2 separate regions of the Homo sapiens genome follow, and region 2 is linked to region 1. The links are chromatin loops, found by intact Hi-C in ENCODE. Cell type or tissue: PC-3. All regions are shown on one strand. Each heading gives the region's core, and the rest is flanking DNA. Links, peaks and the distances in the headings are about the cores only.

Evidence for each region. Hi-C counts contacts between places; a loop is a spot of excess contacts. Peaks named below come from ENCODE experiments on the same cell type or tissue, not always from the same donor. Only the 100,000 strongest peaks of a DNase experiment are listed, where the experiment ranks them.
Region 2: it touches region 1 in a loop (4-fold over the local background); 1 of 110 quality-filtered maps calls a loop at or near these places.

What each region holds. Positions count from the first base shown.
Region 1 is chr4:24,836,874-24,845,213 of GRCh38, forward strand. It overlaps CCDC149 (coiled-coil domain containing 149), which reads right to left. Exons shown (of 13, transcript NM_001395273.1): 5 at 1,283-1,399; 6 at 355-527. Among named protein-coding and RNA genes, the nearest start is that of SOD3, 45 kb to the left of the region's middle. In PC-3, for the core only: a CTCF peak has its summit at 4,280; a DNase peak (open chromatin) is centred at 4,158; H3K4me3 peaks cover 419 bases; H3K27ac peaks cover 1,907 bases.
Region 2 is chr4:24,748,571-24,756,910 of GRCh38, forward strand. No RefSeq gene overlaps it. Among named protein-coding and RNA genes, the nearest start is that of SOD3, 43 kb to the right of the region's middle. In PC-3, for the core only: no CTCF peak of the experiment used is centred there; a DNase peak (open chromatin) is centred at 5,101; H3K27ac peaks cover 3,174 bases.

The sequences.
Region 1 (8,340 bases), core at 251-8,250:
CCTCAGGGAAAAGAAACGGCTAAGGGAATTTCTCAATTCATTTTCTTATTCTTTTCTTTCTCCTTGATGGCAATAACAAGCAACTCTCATGGGTTCCTCGCCCTTCTCAACCTACCAAGGAAGGTGTAGGGAAAGAGAAGGGAGATGTGTGCACTGTGTAGGTGTGGGCTGCTTTCCTTTTTCACTTTTGCAACTAATACATGGCATTGATGTCATCATTTCGGGGGAGTGAGTTTCTTTTCACTTGTAAGGCAATTTTCTCCAAAATAAATAGGGCTGCAAATAACTCCCAGCCTGCAGGCCTGTGCAGAGCCAGCCTTCCTCCCACGCACAGGCCTGGGCCTGGCCACTTGCCTGTTCTCCATACACAGGGCGTCCACGTCAATGATGCGGTTCTCGTGCCCACTCAGGATATGGTTCAGCTCCTGGTTGAGCCTCTCCACTTTGTCCTGGTAGGAAGACCGTTCTTCTTTAACATCCTGAAGCTCGTCCACAGAAGCCTGCAGGTCGTGCTCCAGAGACTCAATCTAAAACCACAGGGAGAGCCCTTACTCAAGATGTTCCTCAGGCTCCAGCTTTATGGCCAGAGATGGAGCCTCCCACTTGGTTGACTGATTTTTAGAGAGTTTATTAACACTACCCGCATGCCCTAAAGCCATAAGCGCCACACACTGAAATACAATAACAGCTAAAAGCGAGGGATGACTTCCTGCCAGACATTCATTATATTTAAGACAGGAGAGGTGCAGCAGCTTAGAAAACCAGAACTGAACCCTCGCCAACTTCAGGATGCCCTGCAGCTGCCAGTGTCTTACAAATCCATACTTTTTCAAATCCACTCTAGACCCAGAAATCTTGTTCTGCTCTTCAGTTAGTAAGAGGAAGAAAATGAACTTTAGGCTCTCTTAGTTGTTACCTAACTAGGGCTCTGCACTTGTTGAGATTTTGCCTAAGAGGCACTGCTCAGCATTTTAGCAGAAACTTGCAAAGTAAGGCCAGTTTGTCACGTGTTGTTCTCTCCCTGTCTATCCTGGCTAGGAGGAACGTTTCTTGTTGTGTTCAGAACAATGGTACCCAATAGCAGGGAGCAGACCTGCCTGCTGGAGGCCAGAAACCCAAGAGTCAGCTTGGGACCCTAGTGCAGTGCTGAGGAAGTAAAAGCATTCAACGTGCATCCCAGGCACCCCATACTCTGAGAAACGAGGGGCACAGTCCACTCTTGTTTGTGTTGTGTCCAGCTGTGCAAATGCATCCCCCACTCTGAATAGATGTTAGTGAGAACCTGTTCCTTAGCTCGCTCTAGCTGCTGCACCAAGTCTTCACGCTCATGGGCTGCAAAGTGTCGCACGCCGATTGCTTCGTCTCCGAGCCTTTGTTTGGCAATCGTCATCCTCAAGAGCTGCATTTTCCATTGGTAGAAAAAGAAAAAGGCACAGAGAATAAACAGATCCAAATAAAAACCAAAGGACACTAAGAAACTTTTGGAAGATAAGATACTTTCAAGAAATACTGGAGAAAGCACAAAACAATTACTTGCCAGTATCATCCATTTTTTAAAAAATTAAAAATATAGATTGTAGTTAGTGTACACATGCACACACTGTTTAAGGCCTGGGCACTCTAGGCTGGATGTCTGGTGGAGCACTGCCACTGGGAGGAAACAAACTCTGGTTCCCATTAAAATTTAGCGAAGATTCAAAAATGATAACCCAATGCTGGAAGATCTGCTGAGATGGGAACTCTCCCACACTCGTAACAATGAGGTGACATTATCAAGAGCCTTAAAAGTGTCCCTACCCAATGATCCAGTAACTCTACTTTTGAAAATCTGGGCTAAGAATAATCCCAGACTGCTAACTTTAGGAAAAAATGAAAAAATAGATTGCACTGTTATTTAAAGAGTTTAAAAAAAAAAAACAAAAAAAAACCAACTAGAAACAATGTCTAACAATAGTGGAATGTTTAGCAAACTACAGTGCAACCAACCAAGTGGCTAATTTGCAGCTGTCTGAAATGAGGCTTATGTGAACTAGGTAACACCAGATAACAAGTCTATGATGCCATGTTAAGTGGGGGAAAAAAGAATACTAACGTTTCTATGCAGTATGACTAAAATTATACTAAGAACTCTCTCTCTCTCTCTCTCTCTCTCTCTCACACACACACACACACACACACACACACACACAGAGAGAGAGAGAGAAAGAGAGAGAGAGAAAGAGAGAAAATGACCAAATGCACCCAAATATTAAAAATGTGTGTATTTCGGTGATGGTGAGACTGCTGCTATCTGCTTTTTACTTTCTAACTTTTTTTTTTTTTTTGAGACGGAGTCTCGCTCTGTCGCCCAGGCTGGAGTGCAGTGGCACGATCTTGGCTCACTGTAAGCTCCGCCTCCTGGGTTCACGCCATCCTCCTGCCTCAGCCTCCCGAGTAGCTGGGACTACAGGCGCCCACCACCATGCCCAGTTAATTTTTTGTATTTTTAGTAGAGACGGGGTTTCACCATGTTAGCCAGGATGGTCTCGATCTCCTGACCTTGTGATCCGCCTGCCTCAGCCTCCCAAAGTGCTGGGATTACAGGCATAAGCCACCGTGCCCGGCCTTTACTTTCTAACTTTTAAAATCTTCATTCACTGCATGAATTTCATAATATGCCTTTATTTATGTTTTAATATCCTCAGGAATAAAATTGCAGTCTTCCAAAACATAATTTTCCAAAAGATCCCTGAAGAACCCATAGCTTTCCTGGACTCCAGAGCCAAGACCCACCTGCAGCTCCAAACCTTCCAGGTGGGGCTGCAATGGAAACTGTGTGAGAGGCCCAAGAAGGCCCCAGTGGTCTCAGAGCATCCCCTATCTGCCCATCACAACTCCAAGGATTGCCACTGAAGAGTGACTTTCAAAAGTTATGGCAGCACTTTCCAGTGTTTCTTTTATGGAGGTTTTAAGTCTGATTCCACACCTCCCCGTAGGGCAGATGTGGATGGGTTTCATATATGAATGGGATCCTGGGGACAGTTTTTCACTGTCACACAGATCCGACCCAGCCAGGAGTGCCCGTGGGGGACAATCTCTTCCTTGTTCCTGCATGAATCTTAAGGGATTCGTTGCCAGTCGAGAAAATGGCTTAATTTTCAGAGTCTCTGAAGGATTTATGGGCAGGTGAGAGATAGGAAGTTAATTTAAGCCAAGGGAGAATATTAACTAAATTGAAATAATAAATAACAGCAAGGAACTTTGAAAGAAATGATGACTAAAGAAAAGTAAAGTGCATTTTCAAATGACACTTACTTTGGGTCCTTATTTGAAAACTACTCAGTTGAACTCAACAAATATTTACTGTGTCCCTACCAAGAGCAAAAGCACCATTGGGACTGGGTGGACAGTGTCCCAGGCAGGTGGAACAGACCGTGCAAAGGCAGGCAGAAGATGCAGGACGCTTAGATGTGCAGATGGCTGCACTTGCTGGAATCTGGTTATAAGCGATCCTCATTATCCATGGATTCTGTATTTGTGAATCTGCCTACTTGCTGAAATTTATTTTTAACCCCAAAATCAATATTTGCAGTGCTTTCATGGTCATTGTCAGACATGCAGAGAGTGGCAAAAAATTACAGTCACCCGACACACACGTTCCCACGGAGGTCAAACAAGGCCACATTCTGCCTTCTTGTTTCAGCCCTTGGATTGTAAACAAATGTCCTTTTCATGATCTAGTGAGCGTCCCACATTTGTCACATTTTTGTGCTTTTCACTGGTGACTTTGCTGTTTCATGTGGCCCCCACGCATAGTGCCAAAGTGCTGGAAGTGCTTGCACTTAGTGTTATCAGTGCAAGAAGGCTGTGAAGTGCCTTATGGAGACAATATGAGTGTTAGAGAAACTTCCTCCAGGCATGAGTGACAGTGCTGTTGAACTCAGTTCAATGTTCATGAATTAACTGTATATGTCAAATAAGGTGATGTTAAACAGAGACACACATAAAACAAGGTTATGATTGATCAGTTGACAAAAATGTTGTGACCAGAGGCTTCCAGGAACCTAACCCTGCATTTCTTCTAGGAGCAATGGTTCAGTATTCACTAATCCAGTAGTTGGCAGTGACTTCACAGAACAAATTTGTAGCAAAACTGGTCATTCCACTGAAAGCTGATATGCAAAAACTCTATCACATCACACAACTCTTGGCTTGGGACATCAGAACTCCAAAAGTGGATACACAGGAAGGCAAACGACAAGCCAAACAAAACAATGTCTATCAGATCTGAGGGTCTAGGAACAAGAAAACTCCTGCCTTTCAGTATGAGGCCAACAGGAGGCTCAGGTCGTGTCTTCAAAAGCAGGGTATTTTTCTTGGTCTATAAAAAGCCATACTGACAGCCTGAACTTTAAGTTATAAAACACTGTGGTTTTCCATTCCCAATATGCTTCACTGAGCACTTAATTTAGAATTGCACAATTATGTTTGCTTAATGCCAATTAATTATTAAACATGTTTATTGAGGTCTGACAGCCATATAAGAGTCATCTTTTATATATTGGATGCCTGTTAAGCTTCAATAAATATGTTAACAATCATTTGGTGTTTAATGTGCATACAATATCGGCTGTTAAATCTCAGGGCTGGACTGGTTGAAACACTTATTTTTAAAAGTGAGGCCCAAGTTGGTAATAGCTGGATCATTAGTTGTGTCTGAAGCTTAAGTGCAGTCAGCTGAGGGGGTCTAAGGACGTCACCGCAGAGGAGATGGCAGAGCCCCAGGGAGAAGGCTCCTGCCTTCCGAGCTGACAGCTGGTGTGCACTGGAGTTGGCCCACCTAGGGCCTGCATCCTGGCCCCACAGTCTGTGAGCTGTGCAACCTCAGGACTTGTCTGAACTTCTTGGAGTCTCAGTATCCTTCTCTGCAAAAACACAGCAGTAAAAGTGTAGGCATGAAGTGAGAGAGTGGGGTTGAGTTAAATGAACACTGAACTCAGGGGAGTTCAAATAGTCATATATATGAGTCTGGGGATTAAAAAGAGGAGGAAAGAGAGGATGAGAGAGAAATAAACCAAAACATTGGGTGATTCTCCCAATTCCTATGCTCAATATCCCTGCTGGAGAGTGAGGGGTGACAGTGACTGATAATATATTTATGCAAAGTCACACTATTCTATTTTTACATAATACCGCTATTCCAAAGCATACATACACCATGCAAGTTTTGGACAATTTCAAAGGACCATCAGGGGGAATTCTGGCTACATACAAGTTTCTGCCTCTTACATGCTGACTTCAGAACCTAACCCTAAGTAAGAAAAGATGGGACTTCTCTTTGATACTTAGCACAGGCCCTGGAGCATATAATGTGTTTAATAAGTAAATAATAAATGTTAGGGACTCTTGTGATTATTGTAATTATCATCCTCCTCCTCCTCCATGTATGTTTCCCCACACAGAAGCCCACGAGGGAAGTCCCACCTTTCTTCTAAGCTGGAGAAAGCAGAGCTCCCGAGCCAACCTTATCTATGTAGTGCAGGCAAATGATGTTGATTTTCCACCTTGGAAAATGGCTATGAAGCAACCGCTCAGGACACTTAATTTCCTCAAACAGGGCCATCAAAACTGCACAGCCAGCCTCCCTGTGCCAACCCACAAAGTGGATCAGTGCCTTGCACAGCACCCGCGCCGCCACCAATAGACGCATTCAGTTGCTGATTTAGATAGAAATAAATGTTTATGAATGAATTATGGGTGTGAGTCGTCAGCTTGCGGATGAGGTGCAGCTGCAGCTGGGAAGTGGCTGAGGGACATGGCTGCAAAACAAAGTGGTAAAACGGCTTCTGGGTGTCCTGCCCCCAACTCTGCCAAGGGCCTGCTCAGTCTGTCCTCCATGAAGCCTGTCCAGGCCTCCCAAGTCAGAATGACTTGCTCCTTCCTTGATCTCTTCTTAGCCTTCGTCTCTCACAGTCCTCAACATTCTCTACCTCATCCTATTTTCATTTACCTGAATCTGTTTTACCCAACAGTGAGAGGCAGCCAGTTGCAGGAGCAGCTATTTTCCGGGTGTCATCTCCGTTCAGATCCAGCTTCTGCTAATCCTAGCTATGTGCCCTTGGCAAGCTTCTAACCCTGGTGGGCTACATGTGACTTGTTTAAAAAAAAAAAATGGATAAAATCTATCTTGCAGACAGGACAGCCATGTATGGCTGCCCAGGCTGTGCACTGCACAATTCCATCTGTGGAGATCACTTTACCACAATAGGAAGATACAATGCAATGATCACTGTCCATGTAACTTCATGAGCTTTCAAAGTGCAATCCCCAGTTACAGTTGGTATAGTTACAATTCTTACACAGTAGCTGTCAATTTGCCAGAGCTATCGAGAGGGTCAGATGAAAGAATCATTAACAGGAAGTGGATGCTAGCCCTTTCTTGCCCCCAGTCCCCGTGTACTGCTGCAGATAGCACACCTGGGGAGAGGTCAGCACCAAAAGGCATTTATTAAACATTCATCCGGAGTGGCACTGTACTGGGCAACTCAAAAACAAGACCCTGCCTATTATTTCTTTACTTTTCCTGTTAGTTTCCTCCACATCCTCTCCAAATGCCCCCTGACCTTTTGCAAATACCTTCAAAAAAACTGGACATGAGAGATTAAAAAGGCTCCAAGTGGGCCACCTATTGTGTACACCAGAGTCCAAATTCCTAGATTTATATGACATTCCAGTTTTAGTTTCAAACAAAATAATTTGTCACTTAAAACAAAGCAAATCAAAACAGTAGTTTTCATCCTCCTACCCTGGAGATCAACACGCACACACTCAATAGTGTGTATACGGATGTCTCCCAGTTAACAAGCTCCCAATGCAGTCCAAGCGAGCAGTGTGCTAGCAGCTTTCCTTAGACCACTGACAGATACCCCCAAGTGGCACTTCACAGCACTGAGATCCGCATAGAGCCTCTACTAGGGCTGAAGAGGCACAATATGACCTGCTCCTACCTGCCTCCTGACCCCATTTCTAACCATCCCCCTATGTCTGTGCTCCAGCCATGCCGGCTTCCCTCCCTTGTCCGAAACATGCCACTCTCATGTCTGTCCCTGGGCCTTTGCACTTCCTCTGCCTTTGGAAGAGCCCACTCACAGGTCTGTCCAGAACCCGCTTCTTTTGTCTCATTCAGGTCAGATCAAATCTCCCCTCTCTGAGAAGCCTTCTCTGCACATTATCACTAGAGGCATTCATCCCCAAGCCACTCTCAATCCACACTGCCCTGCCTCTCTGTCTTCATCATACTTACCAGAAATAATCGCGTTCATCTGCTTGTGTCTACCCCACTTCAGCTCCATCATGGCATGAACCTTGCTTGTCATATGCACTGAAACACCTTGTCCTCCACAACCGTGTCTGGCTAACCATAGCCCGTCCTCAAATGCTTCTTAGATCTATTAAATAGGAAGCCTTCATTCTGTGCTCCCCACAACTCTCAGAGGCAGACATTGTCATCTCCTCTTTACAGTAGCGAGAACCCCCTGAGAGGTTGGCACATGGCTCTGAGGCCAGTGTTAACTGGCCAAAAGCTTCAGGTTGAGGGCACTGTGGCCCACTGGGAACCATGTACAAATCAATGGGCCGGGCCAGGCATGGTGGCTGACACCTGTAATCCCAGCACTTTGGGAGGCTGAGACAGGTGGATCACTTGAGGTCAGGAGTTCGAGGACAGCCTGGTCAACATGGTGAAACTCCGTCTCAACTAAAAATACAAAAACTAACTGGGCATGGTGGTGCACACCTGTAGTCCCAGCTACGCAGGAGGCTGAGGCAGTTGAATTGCTTGAACCCGGGAGGCGGAGGTTGCAGTGAGCCGAGATCACATACTGCACTCCAGCCTGGATGACAGGGCGAGACTCCATCTCAAAATAAAATAAAATAAAATAAAATAAAAATAAAAATCAGTGGCCCACAGTGCCCTGGGCCCAAAGCTTTTGGCCAGGTAACACTTAGCACTAATGTGCCATGCCATGCACTATCCTAGGTGCTGATCCCCATTCACCCATTTAAGTCCACCAAGCACCCTTGGCAGGTATTGTTGCTATCCTTATTTGCACATGAGAAGCTGAGACATAGAGAAGTGGAGGAACTTGCCTATGTCACAAATCTTATAAATGGCAGTCAGGAATTGAGCCCGGCAGTTCAGGGCTCTGAAGTCTATGCTGCGTTGCCTCTCTTCACAACCGTGGCAACAATACCTGCACAGCAGCTCCCCTGGAGAATGTGCTCTATGTCAAGTGCTTTATAGAACTTTCTTTATTTAATCCTCACAAAAGGCAAACGGCATGCCTTCCCGCACCAAGCCCC
Region 2 (8,340 bases), core at 226-8,225, 88 kb before region 1:
ACTATAAAGATAACCCGCTATGTTGTTGTGAGAAAGAAATGGCAACGGACGTGTCAGGTCATCCTGCATTTAGAAGGTATTCCTTATAGAGAGGAGCGATGTTAATTATAGGCTTATGTTTTGGGATTTGGAGTAGAGTATAAGTGCCGGAAGAGAAGGGACCCCATGTTTGCAGTTCTTTGCCACACCCAGTGTGTGGAGATGGACTTACTTTCTGTGATAATGGATGTTCACAGCCTGCCTCTCAGGGACGGATGATGTGTCTGCCACTGAGGACTCGCTGAAGGGCAGCAGCATCTTCAGATTCATCTGAAGGGTAAGAATGAGTCATGGGACACAAGTGGGCAAAATCTCCAACATCTCTACATTTCCGTAGCCGGGGAAATATTTCTTCCTGTTAAGATTGGATGACAGGGTCTGCCTTCAGCACCTTCCCATTTCCACACACTTAGAGATTCCAGCAGACTCATTTGCTGGGATGAGTCCTGGCCTTGAGAAAGATACACCAGGAAATGTTTCGCTGGACTGGATCCTCGACTTGAGTTTGTTGGTCTCTGGCCAACTCCTATCTGCTGTGCCTGTATGCTTGGGTCCTGACCTAGGCGTGCTTGGCCGTGAACTCCTCTGCCCTCTGCTGCAGCTGACACTGGCAGGCCTTTCCTCATTCTTCCATGCTGGATTCTTAATTTTGTTCCAGTAGCCACGTCTCCCCTGAGTCGCTTGGATTAATTCAGGTTGGTCTAAGGCAATCATTTTAGCCTCATTCACCAAATTTGGCCAATGAGAATAGAGCTTCTGAGTAAGGCTTCTTAGCTCTAAAAAAAAAAGGGTAAAAGTGATAATAAGAAGAGCTAGTACCCCTGTATCAGTCAGGGTTCTCCAGAGAAATAAAACCAATAAGAGGGGTGTGTGTGTGTGTGTGTGTGTGTGTGTGTGTGTGTGTGTATTAGGGTTCTCTAGAGGAACAGAATTAATGGAATAGATATATAGATATATATAAAGGAGAGTTTATTAAATAATAACTCACACGATCACAAGGTCCCACAAATACACCATCTGTAGTCTGAGGAACAAGAAGAGTCAGAGAGAGTTCCAAAACTGAAGAACCTGGAGTCTGATGTTCAAGGGCAGGAAGCATCCAGCACAGGAGAAAGATGTAGTCTGGGAGGCTAGGTCAGTCTAACTTTTTCATGCTTTTCTGGCTGCTTTATTATTTGCTGGCAGCTGATTAGGTGGTGCCCATCCAGATTAAGGGTGGGTCTGCCTTTCCCAGCCCACTGACTCAAATGTTAATCTCCTTTGGCAACACCCTCATGGACACACTGAGGATTAATACTCTGCATCTTTCAATCCAATCAAGTTCACATTCAGTATTAACCATCACTCTGTGTGTGTGTGTGTGTCTGTGTGTGGAGAGAGAGAGAGAGAGAGAGAGAGCCAGAGAGAAAGTTATCATAAGGAATTGGCTCATGCTATTATGTATTAAGCAGGCTGGCAGGTCGAAAGATCTACAAGCTGGAGACCCAGGAGAGCCAATGATTTAATTCCTGCCCAAACACAAAGATCTGAGAGTGAGGAAAACTGACAGTGTAAATTCCAGTTGAAAGGTTGATAGGCTGTAGACCCAGGAAGAACTCGTGTTTCCTGAAGGCAGGACAAAAGCCAATGTCCCAGTTGGAAGGCAGTCAGGCAGGAAGAATGCTCTCTTACTCGATGGGAAGGGCAGCCTTTTTGCTCTATTCTGGCCTTCAACTGATTGGCCGAGGCCCACCCACATTAAGAAGGGCAATATGCTTTACTCAGTCTACTGAATCACATGTTAATCTCATCCAAAAATACCCACACAGAAACACCCAGAATAACCTTTGACCAAATATCACCCTGTGGCCCAGTCAAGTTGACACAGAAAATGAACCATCATATCCCCATTCTAACTTGGTGTGGCTTGTGGATTGAATCATGTCCCCCCAAAAAGATATACTGTGATTCTAACCCTGGTGCCTCAGAATGTGCCCTTGTTTGGGAATGACTTCATTGTAGATGTAATTAGTTAAGATGAGGTCGTACTGGCGTAGAGTGGGCCCTTAATCGAATATGACTGGTGCCCTTATAAGATACGGACATGGAGAGAGTGTCATTTGATGATGGAAGAAGAGATTGGAATTCTGCAGCTGTAAGACAAGGAACGAACACCAAGTGTTACACTACACTGGACGCTAAGGGAAAGGCATGGAACAGATCCTCCCTCAGAACCTTTAGAAGAAACCAACCCTGCCAACACCTTGATTTTGGATTTCTGGCTTCCAGAACTGTGAGACTATGCATTTCTATTGTCTTAAGCTCCCAGTTTGTGGCACTTTGTTAGGGCAGCCCTAGGAAATTGATTCAATGTGTGACAGTGTCACTCCTTGGGCTGCTGTGCCATCCTGCTACCATGAGGTGTGCCCACAGATACACTGAGGGTGACAGCACAGAGTCAGGAGAACCTGGGTGTTTGATACATTTGTTGAGCTCCTGAATTAACCAGCTTGGAAACTCCCCTTCCTCTAAACTTCTTGTAATATGAGATAGTGCAAACCCTTATCGTCTCAGCCATTTGGGATTGAGTTTCCTGATTTTTAGAGACAAGTGCGTCTGATTGATGGATGGCTCTCATACCTTCTTCACTCCAGGCTCCTGCTCCTCTGTTCCTTGTCACAGTGAAAGGCATCATGATCAACCCAAATGCCCACGAGATAAACCCAGCCTCCATCCTTGGTGTTTTCCTTTCTGTCATCCTCCCGACTTGATCATTCATCAGGCCCCGCCAATATTGCCTCCCTATTCAGTCTGCCCATGCCTTCACTGCCCTGGTACTAAGCTTCCCCTTATGTGTTATCACAGCAGCTGAACTGTGCTGTCTGTGTCAACTCTTTGTTAACTTAAACTACCCTCCTCACCAGACCCAGAGTGAGACTCTGTAATATATAATTTCTCCAGGTTATTCTCATTGCTTTTAGGACAAAGGCCAAGTTCAAACTCCGTAGCATGTCATTCATGATCTGGCCCCTGGTAGTAATTTCAGCTTCATCTCTTAAGACTTGGTTAGACTTGTCAGCTGCTAAAGTTACCACTGTCTGTCTCACCTCAGGGCCTTTGCACAGACAGCTTCCTTGAGCTAGAATACAAGCTGCCTCCCTTGGCCTGCCTAACACCAACTCATTCTCCAGGCCTCAGCTCAGCCACTCCTTCCTCCAAAGGGCCTTTTCTGATTGGTCCTGCTATTGCTTGGTTGGATATTTTCAGATTCTAGAAGAACATTGGTGCTACGAGGAACATGGTGTGGGAGGCTCTGTGTTGTAGTGGCATAAGCACTAGATAGGGAGTGAGAAGATGCCCCAGTGTCTGACACTGATGAAGTAGTGGAGTCCTGGGGAAGTCCTTCTTTCTCTTGGGCTCAGTTGCTCTGCCCACAGGATGAGGGAGTAGGGCTATGCCAGTCATTCTCATGAGGGAGTAGGGCTATGCTAGTCATTCTCATGAGACAGTAGGGCTACACCAGTGATTTTCATGGGGTAGTAGGGCTATGCCAATGGTGTCCATGGGGGAGTAGGGCTATGCCAGTCATTCTCATGAGGGAGTAGAGCTATGCCAGTCATTCTCACGGGGGAGTAGGGCTACACCAGTGATTTTCATGGGGGAGTAGGGCTATGTCAGTGGTTTTCATGAGGGAGTAGGGCTATGCCAGTGGTTCTCATGGGGAAGTAGGGCTATGTCAGTGGTTTTCATGAGGGAGTAGGGCTACGCCAGTGGTTCTCATGGGGGAGTAGGGCTATGTCAGTGGTTTTCATGGGGGAGTAGGGCTACACCAGTGGTTTTCATGGGGGAGTAGGGCTACGCCAGTGGTTCTCATGGGATAGCAGGGCTACACTAGAGGTTTTCATGGGGGAGTAGGGCTATGCCAGTGGCTTCCATGGGATCATAGGGCTATGTTGGTAGTTTTCAAACTATGTCCTTCAGAGCTCTAGGAATTCTGGAGAAAGCTGCGCAGGTGAGAAGGAAAAAGAGCAAAAACAACCTTTGGATCCCACTCCTAATTCTATTCAGGTCTTTTTCAATATCTGCATCATATATTGTGCTTTTATAAGAATTTGTTTTGGAAAAAAGAGGCATTAATAGCTTGAAAACATTAGAAAACCACTGATCTTTATAACTAGGATCTTGCCCAGCTCAAACATTCTGTTGTAACACAGACACCTCCAGCAGAGAAAGAGAGGGAGACAGCTGAGGGTACAAAGATGATTATGACGAAGTCTATGAGAGGACATGAGGAGAGGACATGAGCTGATGGCTTCGGCCCAGTCAAACCTGGCACAGGATCTATAAAAGTGAGAGGTTTTGCGATGAGACTGGACATTTTGGGTTTGGAGTCAAAAGAACTGGGCCTGCTGGACTCCAAACCAGTGACTTATACCCTTGATGCTCAGTGTAATTACCCGGGAGCTTTTGGAAAGCATTGATTCCAGAGTCCACTCCTCAAATAACTGAATGAATCTCTAGGGGAGGGCTGTGGCATCTGAACCCTGCAAAGGAGGAACTGTGATTGTCTTGCTCACCATCATAGTCCTGGTGCCCAGCATATACGATCAGTAGGTAATAAGTAACAGCAAATATTTGTTGAATAAATAAGCGCATTTCATATTAGCAACTGACAGGCTTATATCTTCTTACTCAGATTACTGAGACTTCCTGAGGCTCAGTTTTTTCATCTGTAAAATGAAAAAGTAATTTCTACTCAGAAGTGGTGCTATGAGAATTAGGGATAAGTCAGGTACCTTGCAGAGCATATGAGACATAGCAGTTGCTCTGTAAATGGTGCTACAACCATTAGTGACAATTGATATGACTAAGATTCAGACCAAAAAATACTGGGTTCCAATAAGGCTGCCTTGTATCAGTCAGGAGACTAAATTATTCTCTGATGACAAATATCCTCCAAGTCTCAGGGGCATAACACAGCAAATATTTATTTTACCTGCATTACTTGTCCATCAAGGTTGACTAGGGGTTGTCAGAGTCTCAGTCATATGGAACATTGCCAGTCACCATGACAGTCAAAAGGAATACCCTGGAGCTCCTTCCACTGGCAAGTCTGATCCCAGAAGTGACCCACAACTGATTAGTCAGAAGCAGTCACATGGTTGCATCAACCACTGGGACCCAGCAAGTACAATCACACTATGCCCAGAAGGCAGAGAACTGAAACTTACATTGATGAGCAATGAGAAAGATAGCACCGTAGCTCTATAGAAGTCATGCATGACTCTATATACACTTAACTTCCAACAATGACAGCAGGAATCAACAACAGCTTGAGGCACAAAGTGCTTTGGGCATTTACTGTGTTTTGATACCCATTATTAATTCTTCTTTTTCTCTTTCTTTTTCTTTCTTTCTTTCTTTCTTTTTTTTTTTTTTTGGGACAGAGTCTCGCTCTGTCACCCAGGCTGGAGTGCAGTGGCACGATCTCGGATGACTGCAACATCTGCCTCCTGGGTTCAAGCGAGTCTCCTGCCTCAGCCTCCCTAGTAGCTGGGATTATAGATATGCACCACCACACATGGCTAATTTTTGTGTTTTTTAGTAGAGACAGGGTTTCATCATGTTGTCCAGGCTGGTCTCGAACTCCTGACCTCAAATAATCTGCCTGCCTTGGCCTCCCAAAGTGCTGGGATTACAGGTGTGAGCCGCCATGCCTGGCCTCTTTCTTTTGGAATCATCACTCAACTATAATGTTTAAACCACTTCATGAGATAAAATTTATATGCCAGAAACTTCACCTGTTTTAAAGGTACGATTCAATGATTTTTGTAAATGTTAGAGTTGTGGGACCGTCACCAAAATTCAGCATTTCCAGCACCCCAGAAATGTTCCTCATGTTTATCTGAAGTCAATCCCCACTCACACACCCAACATCATGCAAGTGTTAATCTGTTTTCTGTCTGTACATATATATCTTTTCTGAACATTTCATACAAATGAAATCATGCGATACATAATCTTTTGTGTCTGGCTTCCTGCTTCTGATGATGTTTTAAAGGGTCATTTGTGTTATCATAAGAGTTTCAAAGGTTTTGGAGGCTGATCAAGGAAAAAGATATGACCACGAGATGCAGTAATACATAACAAGCTTTATTGGGTGGTGTCTAGACAGGGTGGCCTAAGAAGGGAGTCCCTTACAGGATGAAACCCGAAGTTTATGGCTCTGAGGTCATCATCTAGGAAGGAAGTAGAGCAAGGGAATTCCTGAAGAGAAGCAGCAACAGAGAGAGGCTTGTAATAAGTTTTGAAGTGAAAGTTCTCCCACATTGTTCTTTTTTGAAATTGTTCTGGCCATTCTGGGACCTTTGCTTTTTCATATACATTTTAAGATAAGCGTGTCAATTTCTGAAAAGTACTCTGGCATTTTTATAGGGATTGTGTTGAATCTGTAGATTTGCATGGAGATGTGTGACTCCTTAACAATATTGGGTCTTCTGATCCAAGAACATAGAATGTCTCTTCATGTATTAAAATCTTTCTTATTTTCTCTCAGCAATGCTTTGTAATTTTCAGTGTGCAAGTCTTGCACTTTATTGGTAAGCTTATTTCAAAATACTCTAGTCTTTTTGATGCTATTGTGAAGGAAATTTTATTTTCATTTTGTAGATTGTTATGTGTATTATTATGTAGAAATACAATTGATTTTTATATATTGATCTTCTGTCCTGCAACTTGCTGTACTCATATATTCATTCTAGTAGTTTAAAAATAATTGGAGTGGATTCCTTAGGATTTTCTCCCCATACGATCATGTAATTTTTAAATAAAGACCATTTTATTCTTCCTTTCTAATCGGAACCATTTCAATGAAAAATATTTTTCTTACTTTACTAGCTAGAACCTCTAGCCACAATGTTAAGTAGAAAGTGGTGAGAGACATCTTGCTTTGTTCCTGATCTTGAGGGGAGAGCACTAGATCTTTCACTATTAAATATGATATTAGCTGTAAGATTTTTATAGATGCCCTTTATCAGGTTGAAAAGTTCCTTTCTATTCCTAGTTTGTTGAAAATGTTTTACTTGAATGAGTGCCGGATTTTGTTAAATGCTTTTTATGTATGTGTTGAGATAATTGTGTAGCTTTTGTCCTTTATTCTATTAATATAGTGCATTACACTAATTAATGTTCAGATATTAAACCAGTCTTGCAATACTGAGATAAACCCCACTCAGTCATGGTATATAATTCTTTTTATATGTTTCTGGATTCATTTTACTAATATTTTGTTGAGGAGTTTTTTATCTATATTCATGTGACTATTAGTCTGTAGTTTTATTTCCCTGTAATATGTTTGACTAGCATCAGGGTAATGCTTGCTTCATAGAATTCTTTGGAAAGTGTTTCCATTCTACATTTTCTGGAAGGATTTGTATTTTTATTATTTAAATATTTGATAGAATTCACCAATAAAGCTATCTGTCTCTGGGGTTTTCTTTGTGAAGAGATTTTAAATTCAATTTCTTTTCTTGTTATAGGTCTATTCATATGTTTTTATTTCTTCTTGAGTCCATTTGATAATGTGCATCCTTTAGTTTCATTTAAGTTACATTTAAGTTACCTAATTTGTTTCCATAACATTGTTGACACTAATCCCTTCTAATTATTTTAATTTCTGTAGGATAGGTAGTGATATTCCCCTCTTTCAGTCCTGATTTTTGTCATTTGTGTCTGTCTCTTTTTTCCCCTAGTCAGTCTAGTTAACAATTTGCCAATTCTACTGATTTTTTCCATGGAGCAAATTTTTCGTTTCATTGATTTTTCAGGATTATTTTGTTTCTATTTCACTGATTTTTACTGTAATTTTTATTATTTCCTTTCTTTGCATGCTTTGGGTTTACTTTCATCCTTCATTCTTGTTTCTTAAGATGAAAGCTTAAGTATTGATCTGAGATCTTTCTTTTTCTACTAACATAGGCATTTAAAGCTATAAATTTTCCTGTTGGTACTGCTTTAGCTGTACTTAATAAATTTTTGATATGTTGTGTTTTCATTTTCATTTACTTAAACACATTTTTCAACTTCCTTTGTGATTTTTTCTTTGACTCATTGGTTATTTTGAAGTGGATTGTTAATTTTCAAATATTTGTGAATTTCCCAATTTTCTCTGTTGAGGACATCTAATTTAATTTCTTGTGGTCAGATGTTTCTCCCCCAGCACCTTCAGTATGTCCTCCCACTGTCTTCTGGCCTCCTCTGTTTCTGATAAGGAGTCAGCTGTTAATTGTATTGTCCCGCTGTACATGACGAGTTATTTTTCTC